Regions from separate parts of the Homo sapiens genome. Here region 1 is linked to region 2. Evidence: chromatin contacts called from ENCODE Hi-C or POLR2A ChIA-PET data. All regions are on one chromosome and are shown on one strand. The core of a region is the stretch at or near the end of the contact, and the rest is flanking DNA. Distances in the headings are between cores, read along the strand shown.

Region 1 (7,501 bases), core at 2,720-5,219, 140 kb before region 2:
CAGACAGGATCAGCAACATGGGGTCAGCAAAACTGCACTTTGCTATCATATCTGCCTCTCAACATCTATTAACCACCCACCACCCTAGTATTATTCTAAGACTCTCTTTTTTTGCGGGGGGGGGGGGGGGGGGGTGGACAGAGGCACACTCGCCCACGCTGAGTACAATGTTGCGATCTCGGCTCACTGCCAACCTCTGCCTCCCGGGTTCAAGCAATTCTCCTGCCTCAGCCTCCCAAGTAGCTGGGATTACAATCGCTCACTACCACACCCAGCTAATTTTTGTATTTTTAGTAGAGACGGGGTTTCACTATGTTGACCAGGCTGGTCTCAAACTCCTGACCTCAAATGATCTGCCCACCTCGACCTCCCAAAGTGCTGGGATTACAGGCATAAGCCACCACCTCTTTTTAAAAAGGGGTGGGTGGGAGGAAGCAAAGCTAAATTTTAATCTCCAGAAATTTTGACTTGCCACATCAATCACAAATTTATACATTAGCTCAGATGTCCGGAGCTAGACTGGCCAAAGTGTCGTGCAATCCACACCACATGGTTAATAACTGACCATGCCCCTACACACTCCTAACATCAACCCTCCCAGGAAATGTGTGTCTATTAAACCAAATCCATTTCCAATTGACTTATACTCAGGGCAGCTGTGGGAAAGAGAGATGGGCAGGAAACAAACAAACAAAAACTTCTCTTAATTCAAAACACATAGTCAGCCTATTTGACCTAAAACCTGGTCTTAAGGAAGTTACAAATGCTTCCTATATTCTCTTTTCAGCTGAAGGGGAAAATGAGACAAGTCTTGGGGAAAAAAACTGTTCAAAGGCCTCCAGACTTCTGTCAAGAGACCTAAACAATTTAGGAAGACAGTGTAACACAGAGCTTAGAGACAGGAATAAAACACATCTGGTTTCAAATTCCAGCTTCCCACGCTTAAGAGAAGGGCTGTGAGCCCTTGGACAAATGACTTAACCTCTCTGAGATCAGTGTTTTCTGATGACAATATGATAGTATTTGTACTCGCCTACTTCAGAGTATTATTTTGAGGATTAAGTGAGATGACTTAGGTAAAGAGTTTCTTAAAACTTTGCAAATAGGGATACACAGTATTTATTGTTATAACAGAAGGTAGAGGCTGCATGTGGTGGCTCAAGTCTGTAATCTCAGCACTTTGGGAGGCCAAGGCAGGGAGATAGCTTGAGCCCAGAAGTTCGAGGCCAGCCTGGGCAACCTGAGGAGACCCTGTCTCTATAAAAACACAAAAATTAGCCAGGCGTGGTGGCACGCACCTATAGTCCCAGCTACTTGGGAGGCTGAAGTGGGAGGATGGCTTGAGCCCAGGAGGCCGAGGCTGCAGTGAGCCATGATCATATCACTGTACTCCATCCTGGGTGACAAAGCAAGACCCTGTTTCAAAAACAAAACAAAACAAAAAAACAGATCTCTACCTATAGATTCTTCTATATCCAGGTACTGGGAGTCAATCAGGGTCCCTCAAAATCAAATAGAGGAAAGAACAACTTCAAAGAGAAAGCAGAGTATAAAAACAGAGAAAGAACACTCCCTTTCCACTTAAACCCTCCATACCCACACCGGTATCATTCCATCCCAGGTGAAAATGTTTATTAGCTGGGTAAAAATAAATACATAAATCCCTTTACCATATATTTACAATACAATATAGTAAGAATAACCATTAAATATGTCATATTCACTTTGTTGCAAGTTTAAATTCCAGGATTCAACTAGCATCATTGGTTTGTTTTTCACATAACATGAATTATCTTACAACTTCAGTTGATTAGAGGCATTAGAGAATCAGTAATAATTCTGGTCCCTACAATTCTGAGCCTTCAATAATATGCTGAAAACACCAAACAACTTTCAATTCTAAACTTTAGAGGTAACTTATAAACACAGGCAACTACCAAGAGATTAGCCCCCCACCCCCCAAAAAAATGTTGTGAAGAGTTTTATACTCTCCATACAAAGTTACTGTAAAAACATAAAATTTATATAGGCTGAGTGTGGTGGCTCATGCCTGTCATCCCAACACTTTAGGAGGCCGAGGTGGGCAGATCACCTGAGGTCAGGAGCTTGAGACCAGCATGGCCAACATGGCGAAACTGTCTCTACTAAAATACAAAAATTAGCCAGGTGTGGTGGTGCGCGCCTGTAATCCCAGCTACTTGGGAGGCTGAGGCACAAAAATAGCTTGAACCCAGAAGCTGGAGGTTGCAGTGAGCCGAGATCCCACCACTGCACTCCAGCCTGGGCGACAGTGAGACTGTTTCAAAACAAAAAACAAAAACAAAAAGAGAATAACTGGCTGCTAGCATTCTTGGAGCTAAGTAATACAAGGGGGCTGGGAGTTTCACCATTTAAAGATGTGGCAAATCCCCTCATTTTCAGCTGGGCATTTCTTTACCACCTTCCACAGCACCAGGTATTCCTGGGTCTATAGGCAGTCTGGCTTTCTCCACAAGATAAATCTTTGACTTTTTTGTGAGGTTGGGTAAGAACACTCATCTGCTTGCCTAGGATGAGGCATGTATAGAACTTTCCACTGACTTTAAACCATTTCCTGCTTTCAGCTTCACATCTTGCTTGCACCCTCAGAGATACCTGGCACCTTCAATTCCTGAGTCTTCCTAGAGATAGGTGATATGAACTGGCTAGAATCATGCAAGGAATTGGTATCCGCCTCTGTAGATATTTTATATTCCACTTTCTCAGCTAATTAATCTACTCCAACCACCTTCCATTTCCCTGAAGTTTTTTTATACCACTTATTTACTGTCTCCTGTTCTTTCTGCTCTTGCAGATTTATGCTGTTTTCATTCTCTTACTCACTGTGAATGGGGCTTGGGGACAGAGCAGAAATAAACATATTTGTTCAATTCAAGCTTAAAAAGAAGACACAGTCCTTGAATGATTTTTATCTGATGCTAATACATATCCTGGGTGCATTCAGATTTCATGAAGCCTGGAGTTTACAGAGTTTGGAGGCTCCATTTTAAGAGCACAGAATTGGGTATTGACAGCCAATATTCAATTTAGAATGAGAAAATAAATCATAAATTTTAACAAACTGGCAAAAGCCACAAACATCATAACCTAATAATAATAATAATAATATTTGTTATGACAAGTTTTTTTCCCATTTGTTTCCAGATAAAAGTCACATAAGGCCAGGCATGGTGGCTCACACCTGTAATCTCAGCACTTTGGGAGGCCAGGGTGAGTGGATCGCTTGAGGCCAGAAGTTCATGACCAGCCTGGCCAACATGGTGAAATTCCATCTCTATTAAAAATACAAAAATTAGCTGGGCGTGGTGGTGCACAGCTGTAATCCCAGGTACTTGGGAGGCTGAGGCACGAGAATTGCTTGAACCAGGGAGGTGGAGGTTGCGGTGAGCCGAGATCACACCACTGCACTCTGGCCTGGGCGACAGAGCGAGACTAGGTCTCAAAATAAATAAATAAATAATAAAAGTCACATAACATGAAAATCACCAAGTTAAACTGTATAATTCAATAATTTTTAGCATAGTCACAGTGCTGTACAACCATCACCAATATCTAATTCCAGAACATTTCCATCACCCCAAAACAACCCCCATACTACCTGTTAGCAGTCACTCCCCATCTTCCCTCCCCCATCCCCTAGCAACCTGAAAATCTACCTTCTGTCTATGGATTTGCCAAGTGGAATTAAACAATATGGCTTTTTGTGTCTGGCTTCTTTCAATCAACCTAATTTTTTGAGCTCATCCATACTATAGCATACATCATCAGCACTTTATTCCCTTTTATGGCTGAATAATATTCCATTGTATAGATATGCCATATTTTGTTTATCCATTCAGTTGACAGACATCTGAGTTGTTTCCACCCAACTATTTTGGCTGTTATGAATAATGCTACTATGCACAAGATTTTGTGTGAACATATGTTTTCAGTTCTCTTATGTATGTACCTAGGAATGGAATTGCTGAGTCATGTAGTAACTATGTTTAATTTTTCTGAAAAACTGCCACAAACTGTTTAGCAGAGTGGTTGAACTACTTTACATTCCCACCAACAATGTATGAGGGTTCCAATTTCTCCACATCTTTGCTAACATTTGTTATTTTCCCATTATTATAGCCCTTCTAGTGGTCGTGAAGTAGTATCCCATTGTGGTTTTCATTTTCATTTCCCTAATGATTCATGATATTGGGCATCTTTTCATGTGCTTTTTGGCCACTGATATATCTTCTCTGGAGAACTGTCTATTCAAACCCTTTGCCCTTTTTTTTGAAATGTGGTCTCACTATGCTGCCCAGGCTGTTCTCAGGGGATCCTCCCACCTCAGCCTCTCAAGTAGCTGAGACTATAGGCATGTGCCAACACATCTGGCTAGCTGCCCATTTTTTAACTGGATTGTTTGTCCTTTTATTGTTGAGTTTTAAGAGTTCCTTAAGGCCGGGTGCGGTGGCTCACACCTGTAATCCCAGCACTTTGGGAGGCTGAGGTTGGTGGATCACCTGAGATCAGGAGTTCAAGACCAGCCTGGCCAACATGGCAAAACTCCATCTCTACTAAAAATATAAACATTAGCTGGACGTGGTGGCACACACCTGTAATCCCGGCTACGCGGGAGGCTGAGGCAGGAGAATCGCTTGAACCCAGGAGGTGGAGGTTGAGTGAGACGAGATTGCATGCCACTGCACTCAGCCTGGACATCAGGGCCAGACTCTGCCTCAAAAAAAAAAAAAAAAAAAAAAAAAAATTAGCTGGGCATGGTGGTGTGCACCTGTAGTCCCAGCTACTCAGGAGGCTGAGGCAGAAGAATCACTTGAACCCAGGAGGTGGAGGTTGCAGTGAGCTAAGATCATGCTGCTGCACTCCTGCCTAGGCGACAGAGCAAGACTCCGCCTCAAAAAAAGAAAAAAAAAAAAAGAGTTCTTTATATATTCTGTATACTAGACCCTTATCAGGTATAATTTATAAATATTTTCTCTCATTCTATGAGTTATCTTTTAGCTTTCTTATTAGTGTCCTTTTGGACACAAACGTTTTTAATTTTGATAGAGTCTAGGCTGGGTGCAGTGGCTAATACCTGTAATCCTGTCACTTTGGCAGGCCGAGACAAGAGGATCTCTTGAGCCCAGGAGTTCGAGACCAGTCTGGGCAACAGAGTGAGACCTCATCTTTACAAAAATAAATAAATAAGATTTTTGTTTAAATTGACAGAATCCAATCCAAAGTCTTGTGTTTCTATCTAAGAGATTTTTTTTTTTTTTTGAGACACAGTCTTGCTCTGTCACCCAGGCTGGAGTGCAGTGGCACGGTCTCGGCTCACTACAATCTCCGCCTCCCAGGTTCAAGCGATTCTCTTGCCTCAGCCTCCCAAGTAAGTGAGATTACAGGTGCCTGCCACCATTCCTGGCTAATTTTTGTATTTTTAGTAGAGACGGGGTTTCATCATGTTGGCCAGACTGGTCCCGAACTCCTGGCCTCAAACAACCACTCGTCTCGACCTCCCAAAGTGCCAGGATTACAGGTGTGAGCCACCACACCCAGCCATCCATCTAAGAGTCTTATGGCTTGCATTGTTACATTTAGTCTTTAATCCACTTTGAGTTAATTTTTATATATGGCATGAGGTAGAGGTTCAACTTCATTCTTTTGCATGTGGAAATCCAGTTGGTCCAACACATTATTATTATTATTATTTTCTTGAGACGGAGTCTCATTCTGTTGCCCAGGCTGGAGTGTAATAGTGCGATCTTGGCTCACTGTAACTGCTGCCTCCCAGGTTCAGGCGATTCTCCCACCTCTGCCTCCCCAGTAGCTGAGACTACAGTCGTGTGCCACCATGCCTGGCTAATTTTTGTATTTTTAGTAGAGACAGGGTTTCACCATGTGGACCGTGCTGGTCTCAAACTACTGACTTCAAATGATCCACCCACCTTGGCCTTCCAAAGTGCTGGGATTACAGGTGTGAGCCACAGAACCCGGTCCCAATGCCATTTTTTAAAAAGACTAATCTTTCCCCATTGAATGGTTTTGGCGCCCTAGTCAAAAAAAAAAAAAAAAAAAATCAACTGACCACAAATGTATAATTTTCTTTCTGGACTTTCTATTCTATTCCATTGATCTATATCTCAATCCTTACACCAGTACCACACTTTCCCATGAGTTTTTTTTTTTTCCTTTTTCTTTTTTTTTTTTTTTTTTTTGACAGAGTCTCACTCTGTTGCCCAGGCTGGAGTGCAGTGGCACGATCTTGGCGGCTCACTGCAACCTCCACCTCCTGGGTTCAAGTGATTCTCCTACCTCAGCCTCCCAAGTAGCTAGGATTACAGGCATGTGCCACCAAGCCCGACTAATTTTTGTATTTCTAATAGAGATGGGGTTTCACCATGGTGGCCAGGCTGGTCTTGAACTCCTGACCTCAAGTGATCCACTCACCTCAGTTTCTCAAAGTGCTGGGATTACAGGCATGAGCCACTGCGCCTGACCAATTTTTGTATTTTTATTAGAGACAGTGTTTCGTCATGTTGGGCAGGCTGGTCTCAAACTCCTGACCTCAAGTGATCTGCCTGCCTCAGCCTCCCAAAGTGCTGGGATTACAGGCGTAAGCCACCACGCTCAGCCTGTTGTTATTGATGGCTTAGAAAAGTTTTCTTTTAGCACAGGAACATCATCAATAAATAATGTTATATCAACTTTTAGGACTATGGTCAAACCTGGGAAAATTCTTAACAAGTCTCTTTCATTAAAGCTACAAAATCTTAAAGAATTTTCCCCAGACTGGCTTTTGACATCAAACCTTGTTTTTCCTCTACTAACCACACACTTTGGGTGCCAGATGCCATAGGACACATTCATATTGCTAGACAACCTCTAGCTATGCACGTTTATGTCACAATGCCCCATGAGTTAGCACAACAGACATAGAGTATTCCTAGAAACCATTCCCATACTGGGATGGCTAGTAATACCTTGACTATACACAAAGAGGCTATGAACCATGTAAACATATCCTGCTAAAATCCAACTAAATATCTCTCCAAGTCAATTTCCCCATAGCCAGACCCCAAAAGTGCCCACAGCCATTCCAATGCCACCCAACATAAGGAAGAGTGTAACAAAGGGGAAGTCAGGTAAAAAGACGGCAATTTTAGCTGACTGTGGTTTAGATAACTTACATTTGCAAATTCTTCAAAGATATGTGACCACATACTGGCAATGTTCTGTTTCTTGATCTGGATGCTAGTTATATATGTGTGTTCAGTTTGTGAAAAATCTTAAACTACACACTTATAATATTTATGAATTTTCTCATTCATATATTATATACCAATAAAACTTTTTAAAAATTAACCAAGTGAACACATTGCTAGGGTCCCTCCCAGACCCTCAGATTGGGTCTTGAAAATTAAGCTTCAGGCTGGGCGTGGTGAGTCACACCTGTAATCCCAGCACTTTGGGAGGCTGAGGT
Region 2 (6,752 bases), core at 2,546-5,045:
CTGGCACTGACCACCCATCCAGGCTGGCATTCAGAAGTACTGATGCCCACCCTTCCCTGTACTGGACATAGTCATCTCTAAGAAGGGCAGAGAAAATAGGTCCATGGGAGCTAAGCTATGAGGAGGCAAAGGCCTAAGAATGATATAATGGACTTTGGGGACTTGGGAGTGGGGGAAGGGTGGGAGGGGGGTGAGGGACAAGAGACTACACATTGGGTACAGTGCACACCACTCGGGTGATGGCTGCACCAAAATCTCAGAAATCGCCACTAAAGAACAAACACCACGTGCTCCCCACAACTATTAAAATAAAATAAACATTAAAAAATAGGTCTAGAGTGAGGTCAACTACTGAGGCCTGGGAAGGAAGTGAGGGGGCAGGTGGGGCCCATCTCAGGCCTCTGGGGGCCGAAGGGAGCCAGGGACTAAAGAGGTGAGAACCAGGCGCAGGCTCCAGGGAGACCCCCAGAGACCATGTGGCCTGCAGGGGAGTTGGGGGGGTGTGCAGGGAGATCTCTGGGGGGACAGCAATGTGGGGTGAGGGTGGGAGGGGTACCCAAGAAGCTGCTCTCTCCTAAGTCAGGTCCTAGGCAGGCAGAGGGGCTCTTGGGACAGCCTGGGGCTGCAGGTGAGTCCCTGGGAGGGAGACAGCTGAGGCGGCTGCCCCAGCTGGAGGGTGGGGGTGAGGGTTGTTGGAGGAGGGAGTACAGGCAAGGGGCTAGCTGGAGTCCCCTCAATTTGGACTTAGCTTCCTGCTATTACCAACGCCCCTTGCCAAAGGCTCCCTGGCTGGCCCTGAGTGGGGACAGGTGGGTCTGTCCCGAGGCCAGTTTCTTTCTCTCAATCACAGCGGCCTCGGGCTGCCCTCGGAGTTTGTCCTAGGAAGTGGGTGCTGGGCCTGGATCCAGAGAGGAGGGGCCCCCAGGTGGGTTTTAGGATTTGGGAAAGGGAGGGGAGAGAGTGGAGAAACTGCTGTGGCCGCCCTCTAGTCCCTCAGGGGCAAGGGCTCACTCACAGTTCCCAGCGGAGGAGGAGAAATGAGGGCCCCCGCTCCTTCCAGTCGGGGCTGCCTGCTCAGGTGCGGCGCCTCCAGGGTTGCTTGTATAAGAAGGTGCAGCAGACCGGCTGGAACTTCCCTCCCAGCGGCCAATGCCCCAGCAGCAGGGGCGGGCTCCAGGCCAGCTCCACCCACCTGGGCCTTCCCACTTCTGGGTGGGGATGGTGACTGCACCCTGAGATCCCAGAGCCAGGACCACAGCCATGGGGAAGAGTCTCAGAGGCCCCTTTATTGCACCGCCTTTGGCCTGGCTTCCCAGGGCTCCCTGAGTGGCCTCTTTGGGAGAGAGGAGGAGTCATCCCTGCTTACCTCTCCCTGTCTCCCTGTCTCCCCTCTCAGAAGGGGTTGCTTCTGCCCTCTCCTGGGCAGCAAGAGAACAGGAGACGTCCCTCTCCTGGGACATCAACTCTCCCACCACAGGGCTGGGCACGCAGGATGCTCAGAAGAAGGAGCGCTTGCTTGCCTTCAGCTTGTACTGTTCTTGCTGAGAGGAACAGGGTGGCCAACCCTAAAGGCCACCTGGCTGAAACTGAACCTGCTGGCCAGGGTGGGGCTTGGGGTCAGGGGCCTGGAACTGTCCTGGACACAGCCACTTCCTGGCTGTATGAGCTTCGTCCTGTCACTAAACCTCTCTGAACCTCTGTTTGTACTCAGGGCAAATGGAGGTGCCTACACCTGCCTTCCAAGCTGCTGGGAGCTTAACCCTGGGTTACAAGCCTTTGAGCAAGAGCCCACAGGACTGTTAGCCCCTTTGGGACTGCGTCTTACCACACTTTGTCCCCAGTGTCCAGCACAGTGACCAGCCCACACCAAGTACTCAATATGTGCGATTAGAGTGCATGGGGAGTGACAAGGCTGTGAAACACCATCCATGGCAGGAACTCCTCTGTTCTGGGGGTCCCTGGCCTTGCCCAGTAGCCTGCCCTAAGCCCTGAGCTGCCGCCTGACAGACGGGGGTCCCTATACACTCCCCAGTGCCCCCGTGCCATGCCATCCCCACATCCTGCCCCCTCTGTTCTGCACCCACTTTCTTCCGAGATCCCTTCTCAGCAACAATCTCCTCCCCATCTTCAGCCTCCCCATCTCCTGCCCACCCACCTGAACCTGGGGATGTTTCCATCTATGACCTACACCCCCTCTGGCCACGCTGTGTCTCTCTCTCTCCTTCTGTCTGTTGTCTACACACTCAATTCGCACCCTCACTTCACTCCTGACCACTGCCCTCTGCCTTCAGCACCCCCCTGACCAGCTGAGCTTCTAGTGGCCACTTCGGATAAGTGTTATATGGCCTTTCTCTCACGTCACCTTCCTGTGCATCTTTCTTCTGGACACTTCTTGTCCTCTGAGCCAGCACTCTCATGCTTCTCTTCCCTTTGTCTGGCACCTAAATCCAGGCAGGCCCCACCTTTCTCCACCCTGCTCCTCCCCAAGTCCCCCCCACCCCCCAACTCAGTAAGCAGCACCACTGTCTGCCCACAAGTGCCAGCTGGGAATCTGAACTCAACCCGATTTCCCTCCCACCTCCCTCGGCCCCCAGACCCTGCCCATCCATCTCCCAAACCTCTGTTACCACCACATGCCCACGAGACCACCAAGAGCTTCGGCCATTCTTGAGGCCCTGGCCACAGGGATTTTTTTCTCAATCCCATTCCTGTCTCTGCTAAAAGCCTCACAGCAGCTGCAGGATAACGTGCACATTCCTGGCAAGGGCTCATGAGGCCCTGCCCCGGTGGGCACCCACTCTCAACCCCATGCTCCACTCTGAGCCCCGGCCCCATGTCTTCTGTTGCTGGCCTCCTATCCAAGAGGGTGAGTCCCCCAGGACCGTGGCTGTGCCTGAGTCCTCTCTAGATCCAAAGGCTCACCAGGGCTCTGCAGCTATTTGGCTAGTTCATGCCTAATGAACGAGTGAATGGGCCTGGAGGATTATGGTGGGGAAATGCCGCCTGGGACAACTAAGGGCAGGGGTGGGGTTCCCTTGTGGGGGCAGGACCAACTCCCTACCCTGGACTTTGTTGGGGGTGGAGCACCAGGGAGAGCCACAGCTGCCTCTTGAATAAAGCTCCGTGGCAGGGAACGTGGTATTATTGCACTCATTGCACAGGGGAGGAAACTGAACCAGAGACGCAAAGTGACTTGTGGAGGTCACATAGTGAATTAGGGCCACAAGTGGGGCCAGGGAGCAGCCTGTCTCTGGCCAATGTCCTAGTTCCCCCCTGGGTAAGTCCCCTGCCCTCATCACCTGTGCCCCTCCCCCCATATGCCACTGCAACTGGGAACCTGCTGGGAGCTGGAGGAAGGATGGGCAGAGGGGCCACCTGGCAGGCGCCCTGGCAGCCGGGGTGATCTGTCTTCTCAGGAGATGTCAGGACCTGGGCAGTCTCCTTCCTCTTTGGTCCTGGGGCCTGGGGTGGTGGCCCTTGGGCAGACCTACAGAGGCCTGGCTCATAGGTAAGGGGCTGCCGCACCTCCGCCCTATTCAACATACACTCTCTGTGCACTCTGTCTGAGCCAGACCCTGGGCCAGATGCGAGGTTCAAAGAGCAAGGCCATTCCCCCACCTCCAGGGGCTCCGCTCAGACGGGCAGGCACCGTCCCACCGTCACTAGGACAGAGAATGTGGAGAGGCCGGGAAGTGCGCCACCGGGAGCCTGCGCAGGAAACGGAGGGGCGCTGCGGGGGAAGAGCGCTGGCATCCAGCCACCCATCCCAGAGAAGCTGCCTGGCTGGCTGGCAGGGGCGCGAAACAGGAACCAGCCGCGGTCTCCAGCCCCGCCCGCCGGGTGCCGTTTTCCACCCTGGCCACAAGGCGGCGGGCTGCCGCTGCAGGAGCCAGAGTGAAGGCGGCGCAGACCCAGGGAAGCCAAACGAGGATGACCCAGTCTGGGTGGACCCCCTGCTGCTGCCAAGCGCTTCGAAGCCTTAATTCATTTAAGGCTCACAACCCTAATCCTTAGGTATTGTGCTTACACCAGAGGACGCTGGGCCTGGGGGGGGAGGGGGTGGTCCTCGCTTGTAAGTTAAGTGGCTGTCAGCAGCTGGCAGCTGCCCCAGCAAAATCCAGTTCCCCTTTCCCTAGTCTCAAAACCTGAGCTCTGCATTGTAACGAGACAGGCGGAGGGAACACCCAGCAGCGGGCCTACGGAGGCGTGTCTCCTTCGTCTGGGCATCCCGGACTCAGTCCTGGCACATGGTGGGCATCAGTGTTCATGGTAATGACATCAGGCACAGCGAAATAAATCAGAGGCTCCCAAGGTTCAGAGGTCATCTGTCCATCCCCTCCCTTTGTGCTAAAGAACAAACCGAGACCCTGAGAGAGGAAGAGAGCTGCCTCTAGATCATCACACGGCCGGTGGCAGATGGCAGAACGGTTCTAAGCATCCTTTTCTCCCCCTCGGGCTGCCCCTCCCTGAAAAGTTCCTAAAGTTCAAAATGTCAGAGTCCCCCAGAGTGTTCTGAGGATGCAAGAGTGTTTGTAAAACGTGCTCTATTTTCGATTTCCCAGATTAACACAACTGGATTCTGAAGAGGGGAAAAAACAACCTCACTTAACACGTCTTTCTGAAACAAACCCATCAGGAGTTCTTTTAAAAAAAAAAAAAAAAAAAAAAGGAACTGAAATGCTGGAAGCACCCTCAAAGGGAAGCAGACGCCTGACTTTCACATCCACCCTCTCATCTGACTCCAGGCTCCTTGAGCTGGCGGCAGGCCCGCAATCCCCCGTTCCGTGCCCAGATGCACTTCGGAATATAGAACAGCTGGGACTTGGAAAGATAATATGTGGCACCCACCTGCTGTAGGTTACATAACCTCCCAGCAGGGCTTGGGGCAGCAGCCGGCCATCGAGCTTATTTGCATTTCTGCAGCAAAACATGAATATTCACACAAGTGCGATAAATAAAGACCATCAACAGCCTCATATCAGTTCAAGCGCAATTTTGCCACCAATTTGATTACGAAAAATCTTTCGGGCTTCCAGGGAGCTTTGGAGCCTGGAAATTGCAGATGAGGGATGGGGGCCTGCACTGTTTCGCGGCTGGGGAGAGGGAGCTCATCCGAAGTCTTCCGACAGAGGTGGGCGTCATGCCCGACGCTGAGCGGAGTGGGTCTCCTCGAGCCCAGGCTCCCTGCGGGCGCTGTCCTCAGCGAGCCTCCCCGCCTCCGCGCCCGGGGTCGTACCTGCTTCACGATCTCCTACCGCGGCGGGCCGCGTACCTCCTGGATGGCCTCTTAGACGTTCTCTGAGTCGCTGCGCGACAGGGGCAGCAGGCACACCCAGGAGCCCGCTACGCTGCAGGCCTTGAAGCTGCCGCTGCTTCCGAGGTTGCCGGCGGGAGGCGAGACGACGGCGCGCGTCAGGTCGTCCAGGGACTGCGCGGGCCGCACGGGCGCCGTGGGCCGCAGGTACAGGCAGGCGGGCAGGCCGGGCGCCAGGCTGCTGCGCTGGCTCGCGGCGCCGCGCTGCGCAGGGCCGCACAGGGAGCTGGCCCCGCCTCGGGGCTCCGCTGGGGGGCCGTTGGGGGCCGCTGCCACAGCCGCGCTCACGAACCGGTAGTCGTAGGCGAGCGGCTCAGGGGCTGCGGGTCCCGATGGGGGGACCTGGCGGCGCGTCAGCGGCAGGGTTGCCCAGCGCAGGCAGCTCGCGCACGTACTGCGCGGGCAGGTAGAAGGGGCGGCCGCCGGGCTTGCGCCGCACGTGCCACCAATGCTCAGTGCTCTGTGCTGCGCCGCAGCGGCCGGTAGCGCTCATTGGGCGGGATGGCCACGCGGCGCCCGTCCTTGCCGGTGTACTCGAAGGGGTGCTCCACCAGTACGTACACGTCCCCCTCCACATCCGCCGCCATTGCGGCCGCGGCATTTTCCTGCAGGCAACAAGGAAGAGGGCCGCGGAAGTCAAGACCACTGAGCCCGGAATAGCCCAGCACTCGAGGAGAGACTTGGGTTCGAGTCCCGATGCTGCACTTGCCGTTCGCCTTCGGGCCTCAGTTTTCCCATTTCTAAAATGAGGACTTGAATAAAATCACATGCAAGGCTTCCATTCTTACACTCAGTGCTGGAATTAGGACAACCTCTTCATTCCGTGGGGTTGATTCTAAGATTTCAGCCTCGCTTCAGTCCTGCGGTGGGGAGATTGTGGGTAGTCTTGGTCCAAATCGACTGCGAGGGAAACTTTGGCTTTAAAACGAGGGGTGATTACCTGCTCTAAGGTCGACACCACGCTTGCTTGATAGTTGACCGTGCCTTAGTTTTCCCGTCAGTCAAGTGGGAAGAGCAGCCCATTTCCTGCCGCTCCCCGGGCCCTGTCCCGCCTGGACGCCTCCCTCCAGGAGCCTGCGCCCCGGCCCCGGGGTCAGGGTTGGGATGCGGGCTCTGCAGGCGCCCCGGCGAACAGCTCTACCTGGAGGCTGTCCCTGCCCCGCTTAGTCCAAGGGCCTTGGTGTGGGGGCCTCCGCTGTCAAGGCGGGGGAACCGGTTCTCTCGGTTTCTCTCCCCTTCCCCAGCGGCTTCAACGCAGACGTGAGCCCGAGCCGGGCCCGCCCCCGCCCCCTGCTCTCCGGCTCTCACGCCGCCCCCCGAGAGAGGCTGCCCACCTGCCCTGTGACCCCTACAGTGTCCCCAAGAGAGTGGCCCCTGGAGAATGCACTCTGAGACAGTGACTGTCCGTGCGGAGTCCCAAAGCAGGGGCCCTCAAAGC

Evidence for each region. A loop is a pair of places that touch in the nucleus more often than their neighbours do. ChIA-PET counts read pairs that join two places held with the same protein, here RNA polymerase II (POLR2A). Pooled maps may share reads with other maps.
Region 1: a pooled map shows a loop between it and region 2 (2.2-fold over the local background). The contact joins two enhancer-like sites. A Hi-C loop is called at or near these places in 3 of 50 pooled maps. POLR2A ChIA-PET finds 5 or more read pairs at or near these places in 4 of 52 experiments (Caco-2, MCF 10A, Panc1 and 1 more).

The regions. Positions count from the first base shown.
Region 1 is chr17:64,631,847-64,639,347 of GRCh38, forward strand. All of the region lies in intron 1 of SMURF2 (SMAD specific E3 ubiquitin protein ligase 2), which reads right to left. Among named protein-coding and RNA genes, the nearest start is that of SMURF2, 27 kb to the right of the region's middle. Within about 2 kb of position 3,970, at least 3 of the 41 ENCODE cell types and tissues checked have a DNase peak (open chromatin) inside an H3K27ac peak, as active enhancers do.
Region 2 is chr17:64,773,161-64,779,912 of GRCh38, forward strand. It overlaps the pseudogene ARHGAP27P1-BPTFP1-KPNA2P3 and the pseudogene ARHGAP27P1. Among named protein-coding and RNA genes, the nearest start is that of MIR6080, 4.2 kb to the right of the region's middle. RefSeq lists enhancers at 4,638-5,307, 5,308-5,976 and silencers at 5,463-5,682, 5,843-5,902. Within about 2 kb of position 3,796, at least 18 of the 41 ENCODE cell types and tissues checked have a DNase peak (open chromatin) inside an H3K27ac peak, as active enhancers do.